Regions from separate parts of the Mus musculus genome. Here region 2 is linked to region 1. Evidence: chromatin loops called from intact Hi-C (ENCODE). Cell type or tissue: heart. All regions are shown on one strand.

Evidence for each region. Hi-C counts contacts between places; a loop is a spot of excess contacts. Peaks named below come from ENCODE experiments on the same cell type or tissue, not always from the same donor. Only the 100,000 strongest peaks of a DNase experiment are listed, where the experiment ranks them.
Region 2: it touches region 1 in a loop (3-fold over the local background); 14 of 42 quality-filtered maps call a loop at or near these places.

Annotation. Positions count from the first base shown.
Region 1 is chr4:5,642,440-5,650,439 of GRCm38, reverse strand. It overlaps Fam110b (family with sequence similarity 110, member B), which reads right to left and starts at 6,350. Exons shown (of 3, transcript NM_173426.3): 1 at 6,030-6,350. In heart, a CTCF peak has its summit at 4,071 (motif pointing left); a DNase peak (open chromatin) is centred at 6,159; H3K4me3 peaks cover 2,061 bases; H3K27ac peaks cover 1,450 bases.
Region 2 is chr4:5,794,417-5,802,416 of GRCm38, reverse strand. It overlaps Fam110b (family with sequence similarity 110, member B), which reads right to left. Exons shown (of 3, transcript NM_173426.3): 3 at 1,316-4,148. The coding sequence starts at 3,833. The coding sequence ends at 2,733. Among named protein-coding and RNA genes, the nearest start is that of Gm24337, 110 kb to the right of the region's middle. RefSeq lists an enhancer at 2,081-5,590. In heart, a CTCF peak has its summit at 4,111; DNase peaks (open chromatin) are centred at 3,646, 4,416 and 7,246; H3K4me3 peaks cover 1,309 bases; H3K27ac peaks cover 1,486 bases.

The sequences.
Region 1 (8,000 bases):
ACGTTTGTGAAGCTCACTAAAGAGAGTCTTCACAACTGGTGCAGTTTTCTGCTGCAGTTTCTGAGTTGGCAGGTGATTCTACCAGGTGTAAAAATCTTTCTCCCCAAGCTCCCAAACCCAGGGCTTAACTCACTTTTGTCAGGGACAAGCAGTAAGATACAAGTTAACAAGTCCTCCATCATTGATCCCCACTGCACTGATCCAAAAGCACACCTATTGTCCTGTCTCATGACCTGGAATCAGGATCCGCATCACAGCTGGTATTGTGTCACAGTCCAAGTGACACTGTAGTTCTGTCCCAGTGGCATGGAGAATGATGATCCATCCCAAAGTCAGAGGTGTATTACAAGAGGATGAAAAATTCAGAATCCTACAGATACCAGGCCCCTCGCCCTTCTCTGCTTCCTTCAAGACTACCAAACACTGCTCCTCCCCACTCCAATACCTTGATCATGGCTTCCTGTTTCCACTTTTCTCAAAGGATCCACTATCTGTCCCCTTCCCACAACTGAGTCTCCAAATCTGCAAATTAAAGCTAAATCCTCATACACAGAATGGAACACACACACACACACACACACACACACACAGAGTGATCTGCAAGACCAACAACTGACCTGGTTTTGTCTCTACTGTTTGTCTTTGCCAAAGGGCATTTGCATCAAAGGATGCCTCCTTTTGTTTTGTTTTATCTTGTTTTGTTTTGTTTTAACTAACTTTCAGCCCTTACTAAAGGTCTCTCTCACTGAGACTCCAAACCACACTTCCACACAGGTGGGAAGTCTTCCCCATTCTCAATTGCACTTGAAATTCCTTTAAGTTAGGTTTTTGCATATTCATTTAATTTGGCAATTCTCAACCTGTGGGTTACAAAGCCTTTGGGGGGGCGGGTGTCACATGTCATATATTTACATTAGTTTGCATAACTATCAAAATTACAGTTATGAAGTAGGAATAAAACTGACTTTATGGCTGGGGGTTCCCACGACCTGAGGAACTGTAGTAACAGTCGGAGTTAGGAAGGTTGAGAACCACTGACGTGACTAACTCTCTACTTCTCCATGCTTCACTCTAAAGAGCTTAGTTTTGATTATCCGCCTGACCAGGTCTGGAATCACCTAGGCAACGAGCCTTCAATCACACCAATAAGGGCTTATTTAGGTGAGGTTAGCCTCTGAACATGACTGTGAAGGATGCTCTTGATATTAAGTTAGATGAGGCAGGAAGACTTACCTCAGATGTCTAGTTTGTATCCTAGGCTTCCCTTCTGAACTGCACAAACACAGAAGGCTAACTGGGTAGAAGCAACCATCTCCTGTTGCCTCCTGACTAATGTTGCAACGCCTCACCCTCCTGCTTCTGTGATGCCCATGGAACTATACACCAAAATAAACCTTTCTCCTTTAATGTGCTTTTGTCAGATACTGAATCACAAGGCTTACAGTTAAAGGAAGAGCAATTAATATATGCCATGAATAGGCGAAGACCGCATCTTTTCCTGGCTAGTAACTGTAAGCCATGAACAGACAGGGACCACATCTTTTTCTGGCTAGTGTTTATTTTTTTTTTTTAAATCTGGCACATAATGAATCCTCTGCTAATAATTTTTAATATATTAACCTTAATAGGACAAATTATTAACTATATCCTTTTGTGTAATTACTCCTTTTTTTTTCTAACAAAGTTCCAGTTTGGGGGACCAAAGCACTGCTGGTAGTAATGGTCATTTTGAAGTATTATCCATGATTCTTCCTTAAGAAGACATCTTAAAAGGTGAAAATAATTTCTAATGTCAGTAGGAAGGAAAAAAACCCTGCTTTTCATTACAACACAAAGACCCAAAATCCCATGTGCTTAAGATTGTGTTTGTAAAGGTCTTCTCAGGAGCTGGACAATTGAAACCACATTGACCTTGGCCTGGAGCACAAACCACACCCTGGGATTCTTACAATTCTTCCAGGAACCTGTCTGCTAAATGGCAGTTCCTCTAGAACTAGGGGGCTCTCCTTTGGATGTGCATCCAAATCATTTGCAATTTTAAAGTCAGTGCAGGAAAAAAAAAAAAAAGTCCAATGCACGCACTCATGTACACACACACACACACACACACACTTTCTTTTTTACTGTTAACGCTAGAAAAAAAGCAATTTGTTTGGCTACTAAGCTTTAAAAGTGTGCGAGTAAGTGTGTGTGTGTGTGTGTGTGTGTGTGTGTTTGTGCTCTCACGAGCGCGCGTGCGCGCACACACACACATGCGCACATGTTCTTGAGAGCACTCTAGGGGCAGAGGGAAGGGAGGGGCGGTTAAGGTTCATAAACACCAGGTCCTTATGTAGTCTCTCCTATTGTGACAACTTTATCACATGAAAAAGATTAAAATTCTACCCAGTCCCCCATCATACACATGGAGAAACCAAAGGTGTCAAAATAAGGAATGCGTGGTGCATGTTTATTAATATCACTTTGCAAAATAATCATTAAGAAACCCACCCAAGCTGTCTACAAATAAGATAAGAAAGGACTGTGGAGTAGAAAGGTTGATTCTCATCTTATTGCTGCCATCACTGCTGTGGACAAGGAGAAGAGACACTCCGCAGCCATCACGCAGTACTTTCATGGTCATCAACAGGTTTGAGAATTCTCATTGCCCAGAATCACAGTTCCATCAGGTTTTGGGGACAGCAGTGTGCCTGAGTCACCGGCTCTTTTCAGGGTTTCTCAAGCCCTACTTGTTTGCCTTCCTACTCGTATTTGTAGGGGAGTCAACTGAGAAACACAGCCCATCTTTGTTTTTGAAAGATTAAGTTGAGGCTCTGCCTCAACTGTGGAACAAAACACACACACACACACACACACACATGCGCGCTCACAGTCCTGCCTCCCACATGAAAGGGATCACAGTAAGCAAGCTCATCGGTGGACAGAGAGTATGTCACAAGGCCAAGTGTAGAGCTGGGCTGTCAGGAGCAAAAACCCCAAACAGACCCAACATGATTCACAGCCTCAAGGTCTAAACCGTCTCTATCAGCCTTTTATCTAATTCAAAGACATTCAGCTGCCATCCTTCTCAACACTCGAAACAAGTAATCTTTGCCACACATTAAAAGACTATTCAGGAAAAGGAAAAAAAAACTCGATTTCTCCTACTTTTGGACTGATGATCAAGCACTACCCAGAAAATCCAAATCCGATCACTGAGTGATGAGATTTTTCTGATACCAAACCCCTGAAGAAGCGATCAGTCAGCTCCAGCAGCTACGAGGCTGCAAAGCTTTTCCTCTCTGGGCAGTAGAAAAGCCAGCCTCTGGTACTTACATCTTGCTATTTATTAGCTATGCCTCAGTCAAGTCACTAAATTCACCCACAGAAAGCAGATAACAAAACTATTGTTTGTTAGAGGAGTAAGAGGAAGCCTAGAGATATGCTGCTCACAGGACTGGCCTTCACAGGTAAGCGACTGGGAGCCAGAAAACCTTTAACTGAGTGGACTAATTTACTTCCTAGCCGGGGTACGCAGCCAGCATAGAATAAATTCAGCATCTTCACCTTGAATATCAATTCTCATTGTAACCTGCCAGGAGCCAGAAAAATGATAAGAGGTGACCAAAAAAAGCAGAGGGGAGCAGGGCCTTCCCAAATAAATTCAAGAGGGGAGTAGGTCCCACGCCCTTTGTTGCTCTGAACTGCAAGTCCATGCTAGAAAAAGAAAAAGTCCACGTTAGCTGCAGAGGCTCTTGGCTTAGCCTAGGTTAGTCCAAAGTCCACCTAACTCTAATGAAGAACAATAAAAGTGAGAAGTGCAGCTAATAATTTTTATAAGCATTATACACTTAGCATCTAGAACATTATTGGACTCTAAAAAAAAGATTCTCCAGGTAAATGCTTGCCAAACGTTAAAAATGCAAAGAGAAAACTTAAGAAACCATGTCATTCTTAACACTTGTGCAGGCTGCTGTCTGTCCCTCCGGTTGTTTTCACACCTGGCCAGCACTAGTGCAGATTAATGCTGGATGTTCCTTAAGCATACCTATGCCCTGGCTGAGCTGCCAGAGTTCCCCACAGCACCACCTACTGTTGATGGGCTATACCTACAGCAGCTCACCTCATACAAAGCCTGTCTGTAGCTAAACACTTAAGGAAAAAGATTTCCACTTAAAATCCAATAGTCGGGACAGAGGGTAAACTGATAGCTGAGTGACTAAAATATAAAATATCTAAGCTGCAAGTGTCATCTTTTTGTTACTGAAAAGGGCGAGTAGGTAATTTTATTTGTTTTCTCAACCATTTAGTCTAGAGGTATCGAACCCAAGGCTTTAAAGCTAGAGTTATGATGTGCTATGAGGGGGTGATCACACAGCAAATGCATTCATCTTTCATTAATGGCAAGCATAGACGGTGAGTTTTCCAACTAGAAACTGAGAGTAGTATTCTAAACCTAAGGAGGAGGGCGATTTGAAGATGAGGTTCACAGCAGAGATTTTCCTTCTGGTTAAGCCCTTCATGGACAACCAAGTCTTATTACAAAACTCGCCAGGCCATGATTGAATTCAGACTCATAGACCAGACAAATACCAAATTCCCCATTCCCAGCCATTGAGGATACACAGAGCCAGCAGCTTGTCAGTCTCCCGCAAACAACCCAACCTCAATTCTGATCTAAAATTAAATCACTGACTCAAAATAGATCATGCTTTGAAAGATCTGGGATAAAAACAAACAAAGGACCCACCCCACCCCCACCCCCCCAAACAGCAAAAACATAGGTTGAAAATAAAAACAAAAATAAAAAATCTAACATTTCTCTAGAACCATCTTCCATGCCCTATGGTAAGGCCTTTGCAGATTTTCAGGTTCAAAAGGTAATGCTGTCCCTGTGTTCAATTCGTGATTTTTAAGTGACTAATGAAGAGATGTCACAGATTATATGTAATGGGGTAAATCAATGGCACGTTACCATCAACATGCCTGCCCTTATCTTAAAATAACTGCTTAATAAATGCTTCATTTGAATGACCAGGTCTCAATACCACAAAGTGAATACAAATACAACAGTAATAATAATGATGATAATAATAACAACAATAATAAACGATGCTAATAATAACATCAACAGCACAGGTGCTTTCGCATGACTTAGATGGTGGAAGCTAAATAACTCTTTCACACCAAGAGAGGAAATGAAAATGGAAGTCATATTATTCATACAGAAAAAAATGCTGATTCTGCTATCATATTCCTCTCTGCAAAAATAGACTCGGCAGTCCTCACAAGCCAGCCATGCACTGTTGTCACAGATGTGCGCCAGATTTGCACAGGACATAACTTGGCTGTGGGGGGAAACCTGAATCTTAGGCAAGAAAGAATGCCTGTTCTTTCTTGGAAGAGAATGTGGTGACTGTCAATAAATCTGAATAGCAACTTTAAAGGGTCAAAAAAGCTGGGAGTCCGGTGGTTTTATTCCCACTTTGGGAAGTAATAAGGCAAAGTTATCCCCTCTTCCTTCTTTGCTGGCCACCACGGAAAGACTTGTCACCATCAGGCTCCTTGCTATAACAAAAGGAGGGCAGCACAGACACCAGCTTCTCACAGCCTAGCATTGTCGCCAAGTTCTGAGCACCGCTAAGTGACAGGGGCACGAGTGAGCCAGGACCAATTTTATTCTATTTCCAACCCTCATGCTTTCAAAGAAAACAGACAACCGAGCTGTGGGAGGACTGGAGGGAGGAGGCGGTGGGGGCAAACAAACTTTCAGAGCCCCGGGATCTGCATTCCCGCAGGAACTGACAGCACAGTGACGCGCCCACGGGATGACCTGGGTGGGGATGCAGCACGGAGTGGGGCTGGGGGCCGCCGCGTCCTCGCCCACCTTCTCCCCAGCAGTCAGCGCTCCTTCCGAGCCTGGGCCTCATCCCCGGCCCGGGGCGTGCAGCCGAGCGCAGGGCGGACAGCGGGCCAGGCTCCTCGGTGCCCAGGCCCGGCCGGAGCGGGACCCTGAGAGGTACTCCCCACCCGCCAGCGCCCCCGTTTACCTTGGCCGCACTCCGGCCCCTGCAAGGCGGCCAGGCCAGGCACCAGGCTCGGGAGACCGCGAGGAGGAGCTTGGGCCCGGCGATGCACTGCAGGCCGGGATGAAGTGGCCGCCGGGTCCTCGCCGCCGGCTCGGAATGGACCGGGTTAGCCGAACCGGCCCGGATCGGGCGGCAACGGAGGGCTGAGCTGACCGGGGCCGCGTTTGCTCCTCCGCACCGAAGGGGCGGGCTCAGGCAGGCTCCGCAGGAGAGCGAGGGAGGGAACTTGGAGCCAGTTGCTGCGGCCCAGAGCGCGTGTCTCTGCGCAGCCGGCACGCCCCCAGAGCGCCCCGCCCCCAGCCTACCTTCCCGCCCCACCCCCTCCGCACCCGCACTCTTCCTCCTTCTCCTCCACCCCGCCCACCTGCGCCTTGGCCCCACCCCCATCAGCCCCACGCCCACCCTGTGCCCTACTCCCCCACTGCTCCTAAGCCTTGATGCTCTGGGATGTGACTCTTCCACCCCAGGACAGTGCACATCAGGCTGTGCTGGTTCCTAGAACATGTGGGCAGATGTGATGAGCTTTTCTGATAGCCCCTTCTTGAAGATCTTGCCAAGTCTCCTACCTCACATGTGGTTAGTAATAGGGTTTTCTCCGTGGGCAGGAAGCATTTTAGAAAGACTAAGTATGTTCTAAATGAGTTTTGCTAGTGGGAAGTCTAAAAATTAAAATGCACGTATATCAAAATAACCGAATTTAAAGGAGATTAGGGGAATCACAATATATATTCCTTGCCCCTCCCCCCCAAAAAAAATCTATCAAGCAAAATTTCTCTATTTTTAACCCTTAGTACTATGAAATGTAATGGCATTTGTATGAGTTTTGCGGAAAGGCCATCTATACATATTTAAATTATGCAACTTTTGATTCCCTGTAGTTCAGAAATTATCAACTAAAAATCAGATAGCTACAACAAATCTCTGGCTATTTGCAAGAGTATTGTGTTAGCATGTGATGTAATGCTGGGCTTTGAGTGAAGGTTGGCATGCAAACAGGGTCCTTGTCAGCCTCTATGCCTACTCCAAAATCCCTGTCGGTGGACTGAAGCTATTTGTCATCATTATTATAGCAAACGCAGCCAGTTTCCAGCCCAAACAGACCCCACCTCTGCACTTGCTTGTTCCATTCCTTCTTTTAAGCCTTGCCACTTCCCCACTGTGTGTGACTGAGATGCAAACTTCCATTTGAGTGTCCCGGACAGCCAAGTAAAGAATATCTTTACTCTGGAAATAGAGATGGGAGGAAGGAGGTCATGACCTACGCAGGAAGTATCAAGGTTCTTTCTCCTAAATATGTCCTGTAAGCCTGCAGCAGCAGAGTGTGCCCCACCAGAGAACAAAGGCAAGCCAGAAGGAAACCTTCACTAGCAGGGGAGCCAGGAAAACTCATGTCTCAACTAACGAATCTGCAAAGTGAACTGCACAGCATCAGCAAAGTGAACTGCACAGCATCAGCATGGGGCTTCAGAGGACATGTCCCGCTGAACTGCCTTCTTGCTCTTTCAGTTTTCCAATGGGCTCCGGTTCAAAATGTTGACTTATAAAATCATAAAAGATTACCCTGGGCTTTGGAAATCAGAAACACAACCAGTAGCTTCTAGCTTTTGTGTTGATCAAACCACGTAATTTCTTGATAATGAAGTACAGGTCAAGAAGTCACTTAAGGCCTTTATTTCAGGGCAAAGGCAAGTGTATCTCTGTGAATTTGAGGCCGGCCTGGTCTATGGAGTGAGTTCCAGAACAAGCAGGGCTACACAGAGAAACCCTGTCTCAAAACAAAACAAAACAACAACAACAAAACCCTGGGTTTTAATGGTATTAAAGGATCTCATTGAGGGTGTTACTTTTCAATATAAAATCATATTATACTCCAAACCCAATAAGAGATGTGTTCACAGAACAAGAGTAAAACAATAGTGTCTAAACCAGAAT
Region 2 (8,000 bases), 150 kb before region 1:
CGAGTGTATGCCTACATGAAACTCTCAGGAGCTGGAAGAAGGTATACTTTGTTGAGTACTTCACATTTAGAAAATGAGCCCCTATTAAGCAACTGAGATAATCTTTTATAGAAACATTTCTAGAAACAAGCTCTCATCTCTCACAGGAACAGAAAGCCTCACATTGTCCAGTATATAAATGAGGCTAGGAGAGTGGACTGACTCTTAAGGATACTAGCTATATAGTGGAGGTTGCAAGCACAATCTACAACCAAGCTAGCCCAAGCCATGGTATACACTTGGCCAGGAAATGTTCATCTCCCCAAAGATGGCTTTCTTAGGAAAATAACATTTTTTAGTATTTTAATTGCTCCCAAAATTGCTAAGTATGCCAAGGCATCTATGTCTTAAAAAGTCACATTTCTATATATGCGGCAAGTAAACAAACCTTTTGTTGGTTGCTTAGAAAATTTCTTATTCTATTAATTTGAATATGTATCACTACCATCCACAGGAGAGTTCTAAAAAAAATGTTTCTTCTGGAAAGCAAGGTTCTAGTTGCAGGGGACACCAAGCGAAGCAGAATGAATTGAAAACCAGTAGGAAGAGTCAAAGATTCAAATTTGCCTTTCAGAAGATAAAATATATATCAGTAAAATAGGTTGACAATCATCAATGTTTTTGAAAATCCCATTTTTATAATGCTTTCTTTTATTTGCATATTAAGTATAACCTTAGAAGAAACTTTTTTCAAATTTCTTGATTCAATACTCATTGACTCCTCAATGTTCAAGTAATAAGGCAGGACACAGTCCCTAAGGAACAGTACTTCTCTTACAAAGTAGCTGTGAAAGTCTAAGTCCTTTTGTGGTAGAGGCTGTTGACCATGGTGGTCCAGGGTTTGCCACCTTGAAAGATGAGTAAGTGGGTAAAGACATGACCTCACAGAGTGGTACTGACATTGAGCCTGAACAAATGAAAACAGGACTAACCATTTCAAAGTTATGCTCCCCACAGTAAGAATTCCAACATTTCAACTAAAGAGTATTCTGAAAATTTCAAGAAAGTCCCGATGTTTAAGGAAAAGCAAAAATAAAATAAAAATAAATTAACTAAGTGAAAAGGTGGCATATTTTAGGGACCTTGCAGTAACTATTTTAGCAAACATGTACTGAAGTAACTACAACTAAGAATAGTGCTGCTCATAATTGTTGAGCTGAGGTGAGATCAATGTAATGGAACAATGTTTCTTGATGCCTATAAAAATGTGCTTCTGACCCACAGTCCACAGTGAAATTCTTATGAAGAAAATAAAGGACAAAGAAATCAGCACAGGTAAAGCCTACACCAGAGCTATTTATTAGCATAACTTTCTTCTTAGATTCCAGAACAACTAAAGTATGTACAAAGTCTTACAGCATTCACTCTGTTTAAAGGCTCCTAGTAGCTGATGAGGAACAGGATGGCTCTGCTGCAAACCTGTGGGCTATGAAGCAGTGCAGCAGCAGACCACCACTGGGGTCCTCTGCTTCCACTGCCAACATTCTAGCAGCTGGCTCATAGCGCCTGGAATCACCTGAGGAGGGAGGGCAGGTTATTGTGGGACCGGGCAACAAGAGACAACAGGGTGGAAAGCTACAGTGTTTCTACAGTTTTCTAGAGCTGTAACAAATACCCTCAGCCTGAGAGAGGAGTATAAACAAAGAAACAGCATCACACTGCTGCAATGTGAAGCTGGGGGCACGGGGACGAGGTGGAATGGAGACTATACTGACATGAATGGTATCCTCACTTCCCTTCACGTCTTCAGAGAGTGCAAACCTGCAGAAATCCAACCCATCTGCCCCAAACAGAACAACTACCATGGGAGCAAGGGAGGAAAACAACAGGAGTTAATAGTTCTTGGCCAAAAGCACAAAACAAAATAACGTTTTAAAAATAGCATTCCATATCAGCTTTAACCAGCTGTAGAGTGGTACTTCCTGTTGGGTTACTACTAGAGATTTCTGAATTATCCCACTTTGAACAGCATCACCAGTCTCTCCACCCTCCTCCCAATCAATATTTAACCTTCTACATTTGCTTATCCCAGATTTTATCTGATTGTCTTTCCTGGGGTCATTACTACAGAAATACCAACTTGTACAGTGAATTGGAGTGAGGGCTACACTGTTGCCCCACAGGGCTCCACCAAGTGGTAAGAGAATACCAAGCCCGAAGCAAAGGAGCAAGGCCCCCCACTTGATTTCACATAAAGAAACTCTAGCCTGGCCCTATCTGTCAGTCATTCTGTGTCTGGTGACAAGTCCCATATATTTTCCCAGTGTTATGGTCTCCCATGTAGGCAAAGTGGCTTTTTGTTTCAAAAAGATTCTGCTCTCAACTTAGAAGCCAGTTGATAAAATTTTTAATTAAGACACAATAGCGCAGGGTATAAAAACACAAAACCACATAAATATCGAAGAAATCGAAACCTTTTTTTTTTTTTTTCCTGTAAACAGTTTTGCTTAAGAGCAAAGCCCTAATCAGACTCTGGCCGGAAACTTTTGGCAGATGTTCAGCAAGGTTCTGCAGAGGTGTGACCAAGGAAGCCAGGCCAGTCGCCATGTTGACAGGCATGCAACTTGAGAACATTGCACAACAAGCAACACAAAGGGTGGAGAAGCTCACAACACTTCAAGGAGACCTCACAACCTTCACAACTGTGTATGCACAGACAGACCCACCCCCCCTCCTTTTCACCACTGTGCCTCTTACACGTGGGACACCTTCTGTGACTCTCTAGCTTGTTTGATGCTATATAGCCACTTGATGATTCTAGCATTTCTTTCAATGGCAGAAATGCCATATGGCACCCGGTCATTGGCACTGTCATCATTTCTAAGGTCACTGTTACTGTCCTGAGACTGTTCACAGTCTGAGCTGATCATGCTTGCGCTGCGGAAGTTGAGAGATATGATGTCAGAATTAGCCCTTGCAAAGTTCTCCATGCCAAGGTTTTCCAGCTCTTCCGGGTCAAGTCCGCAGTAGTTGAAGAACCTCTCCACATCTGCATCTACTCGGAAATACCTGTCACTCAAGTCTGACTTGGACCGCTGAAGGGAAGGTCTCCGGCTGACCCCACAGGCTGGTTCCACCTGGTCAGCCTCGGGGGACTTCATGGCAGCCACCTTGGGCTTGGGAGGCAGGGGAGGGGCTGAACTGCTGCAGGGGATGGCTTTAAGGGGCTTCACACTGGTCACTTTGCGGATGTCTGAGGAGCTGTGTGAGACGTGCAGGAAGGTCTCCGCGGACTGCTCCAGCAGCCTCCTGCTCACGTGGGAGCTGCTCTCCTGCGGGCTGCCATGGCCAGGTGTAGGGTACACCTTCAGCGACTCTGCGAAGGAATGCCGGTGCAGGTCAGTGGTGTCCCTGTGAGGCGGCCAGTTTCGGGAGCTATGCTTGTGGCCGGAGCCAGAACTGGACCCCTCTGAGCTGTTGATGATGTTCTTGAGGATCTCAAGCTTGAGGGTCTCACGTTGCACACCGCTCTCGGTCTTGGCATGGTTGCCGAACACCTTGAGAGTGGGGCTGCCCAGTGCACGCTTGGTTCCTGGGCACACAGGGGGCTTGGCCAACACGGCCGGCTTCACTGGCTCCTGCTTGGCATTGATCACCTCCTGGCTCTTGACGTATTTGGCCTTGTCAGCCTCCAGCCGCTCTACCGCACTGAGTCTCTTGGGGTTGGGCTCAGCCTGCCTGCGGAAGTAGTCGGGTCCTTTGTTCAGGATGCGCAGGGGCACCGCCGACGTGAAGGTGCCCGCGGGGCTGACAGGCTTCACCATGCTACCTGTCTGTAGAGTCTCCGTGGGCATGGTGGGCGGTCTTTCCCCGGCAGCCGTGGTGGATGCTCTTCTGGGTGCCTCTGGCCGGCCTGAACAGACACATGTACACGAAGCACAAAGGGCAGATGAAGGATCCTGGAAGCAGTGTCAGCCGCGGCTGCGCCTCATCTCACAGCTCATTAACCGCCACTGTGGCTTCGGTGCACTTTTCTCCCCTTCCAGGCCGTTCCTACACAAAAAGGCCACAAGCCACAAGTTCCTTTTAATAGGCTTGGCTGCCTCCTTTCTTCTCCCTGAAGGCTGTGGGAGTCTCCTTCAGGTCTTTGTGCTCAACTGCAGGCAGAGCTGAAACACAAAACAACCAACCGCGGGTTAGGAGGGGCGGGTGACATCACAGCTCTAGCAACAGAGGAACCCCGCAGTGCTCCCACCTCGGTGGCACCCCAGCCTGCCAAGAGACCCCCTAAGGTCAGTGAGGCTTGCAACTGGCAATTCCCTGTTAACTTGGCACCGAGGGCAACTGGGACCTCTCATGGAGCCTGCGCCGCCTCGGCAGCAGCCAGATGTGGGCGTTTGCCAGAAAGAAAGCAGCAGAGGCTTCCCACGGAACTCTTCCAGCTGCCTCCCCATTGGTGAGAACCGCCTCCTAAACACGCCTGGCTGGCATCACATAGAGTGAGACCCAGGAAATACTCGTGAATTGAGAACTGAGGGTTCAGCCAAGCCCTGTTCCGTTCTGCAGCTCATTAAATGCTAGGGACTTCCTAAGACCTCCATCTGTTTTTGCAGCAACGTGGGTGATGTGCGCTGTTGTGTCCCTTTTGCAGTGCTGTAAAACTTGTTACCACTTCTGACCAATCTGTCAGTGAAACCTAAACCAATCATTTCTTTAATAATAATCAATTCTTTAACAATTCAAAAACTGGAAAGGTGATGAGAAATAGGGGTGGCAAGAAACAAACCAAACCACAAAAGCTTGTAAGAAATACAACCAGTTTCAGTTTTCTGACTTTTAGCAAGAAGTATTGTTTCAAAGCATTGTTCTAGAAACCAAGAATGCATGTGAAGTTTTTCTCATTAAAATTTACATTTAGTTAAAAATAACTATTATAGAAATACTCAGAGGGGAAGCATATGAGTGGATAAGTTAATTATAAAATGCTATATAATTTCTTATTCTTGACAAGTGTGAAACTTCGTCTTTCCTTTTGCTAGTAGGAGAGCCTACTTACCAACCATTAGCATTCCAAAGCAGCCAGACAATGACCTCACCAGTGTTCTCTTATAACAAGGAATATTAAGAGAGTGATACATCTAGCTAGCATGCTGAGTTACAAAGGTGAACAACATCTAAGGTGATATTACTGTAAGTTTTTCCTGTCATGTGAGATACTGAACACAGGGAGGAAATAACCGGCATCTCTCCTGATAATTTTCTCAAATGCTTCGCCTCTAAATACAATCTATCCTGCTTTATTGGAGCCAATTTTCGTAATCTGCAAAGGGATTTGTTTTAATAAAAATGTGTCCTATGCAATATTTGAGAAACCCCAAGGTGATGAATACATAGTGATTTCCTTTAATTGTGCGATTCTAGTTTGATGCCTCAATTTGGTGAAAAAAAAAAAAAATCAAACAGAAAACAACACCCTGCCACCACCCACAAAAATTAAGTGAGATTCTTTCTTTGAATGTAATTTGAAGAAAACTGCTGGAAGAAGCCCTAATTCTTTGAGCCTGTATGTTGGTTAATCTGCTATTTAGGTTAGGGTCCATCTCACTGGGCAGGGAACAGGGGTGTCTTGAGGAAAGCAGCATCCTGGGCTCTACTGAGCAGACAGCATAGCAACCAGCAAGCCTGGGCGGGGAGGCAAGCCCAGCGATCACAGGTATGGTATGGAAGAGAGAGATGCACACAGTCAGCCTATCTGAGGAAGGTGTCACTGTGGCCTTAGAAATACTTTCTCTGTGACCTCCTCCTTTTTAACTTTTACCCCTTTGCCTTAGAAGCCAGAGTACCCCCTCCCCCTGCAGCTCCCTCTAGAAGCAGGGTATAGAACCCACAACCTTCCCTTAGGTAGATCGTATGTTTTAATGTGCTCTCTGTGCATCAAAAAACCAGGTGGTTCACCTTCGGCCTTTGAGCTTTTAATCCAAAGGCTCTAATCTAATGTAAACCTAAAATCAACTATTTTCCTGGATTTTTTTGTTTGTTTTTGTTTTGGGTGTGTGAGAAACAAGAAAGAGTCTTTTATATAGTACTTTACCCATGGTTAACTATACAACTGTCAAAATGCCTCTATGTCAGGGAAAATGCTGGAAGGTTAGAAAAGAGTGAAGAGTGGGCCTTAGATCTATGCCTAAAGAGAGTAGCCCTCCAAGGTACCCACAGATGGATCAGAAGGCAGCAGCTGAGCGACCTTTCATGGGCATGAATTAGATAAAAGTCCTATAATCCATTCCTGCTCAGAAACATTGTGGCTCAAGGACCCAAGGCAGGTGGTCATTTTAAATTTCAAAATGGGCTGTAGAATATTGGTGACTGACTTAACTTCCCATGCTTTCTGCTTGGACTGTTCTTAGGGGAACTTTCTCCTGAGTAAGGGGTGTGGTGGTGATCAGACAGCATCACTGGTACGACATCCTGACATCCTCGCTGGCCTATGCTCCTCTCTGCTCTCCTCTCTTCCACTTTCACTCTATTATGATCAAAGGCACAGCACATTATCACCACGGCCCAGCTAGCCTGCATGCCCAACCACCTGTGAAGGCAGGCTTTGGTCACCTCTGAAACTCTAAAACCCATCAGTACTCTGAATTCACAAGACTGGGAAATACCAATGCATCTTCTAGGAGCCTTTTCTAGAAAAATGTCTGTTCTTCTTTTCCTATTACTTTCTTCACTCCTGAGACTGGCATCCTTGGGAAGGCTCCTTAGGCTTCTTAGAAACTGCTAGAAATTGGCCATCATGGAATTGTAAAGCCAACATGGAAGAATGTTAAAAACAGTGACACTTTGTAACCACCTCCTATTTTTTCTTTCCATTTCAAGGTCTTCCCTTCCTTCTGGGCCATTCTCATTTCTGTAATAATTTTTAAATAGTAATGAGAGAATACCCAAATAATCAAAAGGCATTGTGGGAAGACTCCAAGGAAAGGGAAAAGCTACTGACATGTTTGGTAGTCAAGGATATTAACAGTCATACTTGATGCCTGCTATGTCCAGTAGCTGGACGTAATGTGGTGGTGTAGGTTGCTCTCACTTAATCCACGGCATCTGCTCCACTATTTCACATGGGGAGCTGTTGTCAGGGCACAGCTGTACAAGCCAGGAGAGATAATCTGAACTGTACGGTATAGATGATCCAGGAGGTGCCCCGGAGCTGTTATCTCAATGTCACAGACAAAGTAACCATGCAGTCCTCCAGGGAATGCTGTAGAGCACAAGACCCTGACATCTGGCACAGGCTCTCTAGTGTGGCTGGGATTAATCACAGCAGTGAGGCCAACTGCTGGGCTCGGACTGGGGAGCTGAGCTTTTTTTAGGGAAAGGAAAAATTGATCTCGCTCTCATAATGTTCCATAAATAAAAGCAACTATAAAGTCTTGCTTTGTTTTTCTTTCCCTTTGGTGGTGGGGACAGAATCCCAGGCTTGCTCATGCAGTAGCACAGCCTTTATCACTGGCCATACCCCAAGCAGGGCTTACTCTCAGACTCAGGGCGCATGGCTGAGGAGGCAGAACCTGACGGACAACCTGACAAAGGGAGAGACTTCCCCTCAGATCATGCTGGCTCCATTCTATACCTGAAGGATAAAAAGACCAGGATAAAGAACGATGGTTGAGTTATACAGCAAAATAGCTGGGTATATCAGGGCAGATGTAAGCTCCAAAGCTATTGTGGGTGTAAGTGCCATGATGTTTGATGGAGTTCTGGGCTGGATGGAGGCTTCCTGGTCACTGGCGCTGTACTAGTCTCAAGAATAATACATGAGAATGCCAAGTGGGATTCAGGAGATTTCCATGAAGGCCCACATTCTCCATTTCTTGTTAGATCCTAAGAGATGCTATTGTATTAGAGTAGCGAGGAGGGAGGAGAGGAGGCCCAAGTCTGGCTTCATGTGTAAACTACAGAACTCACATTACAACATCACAGGAATGGCTAAAGCCACCTCAGATTTTTAAAACAAGTGTTTT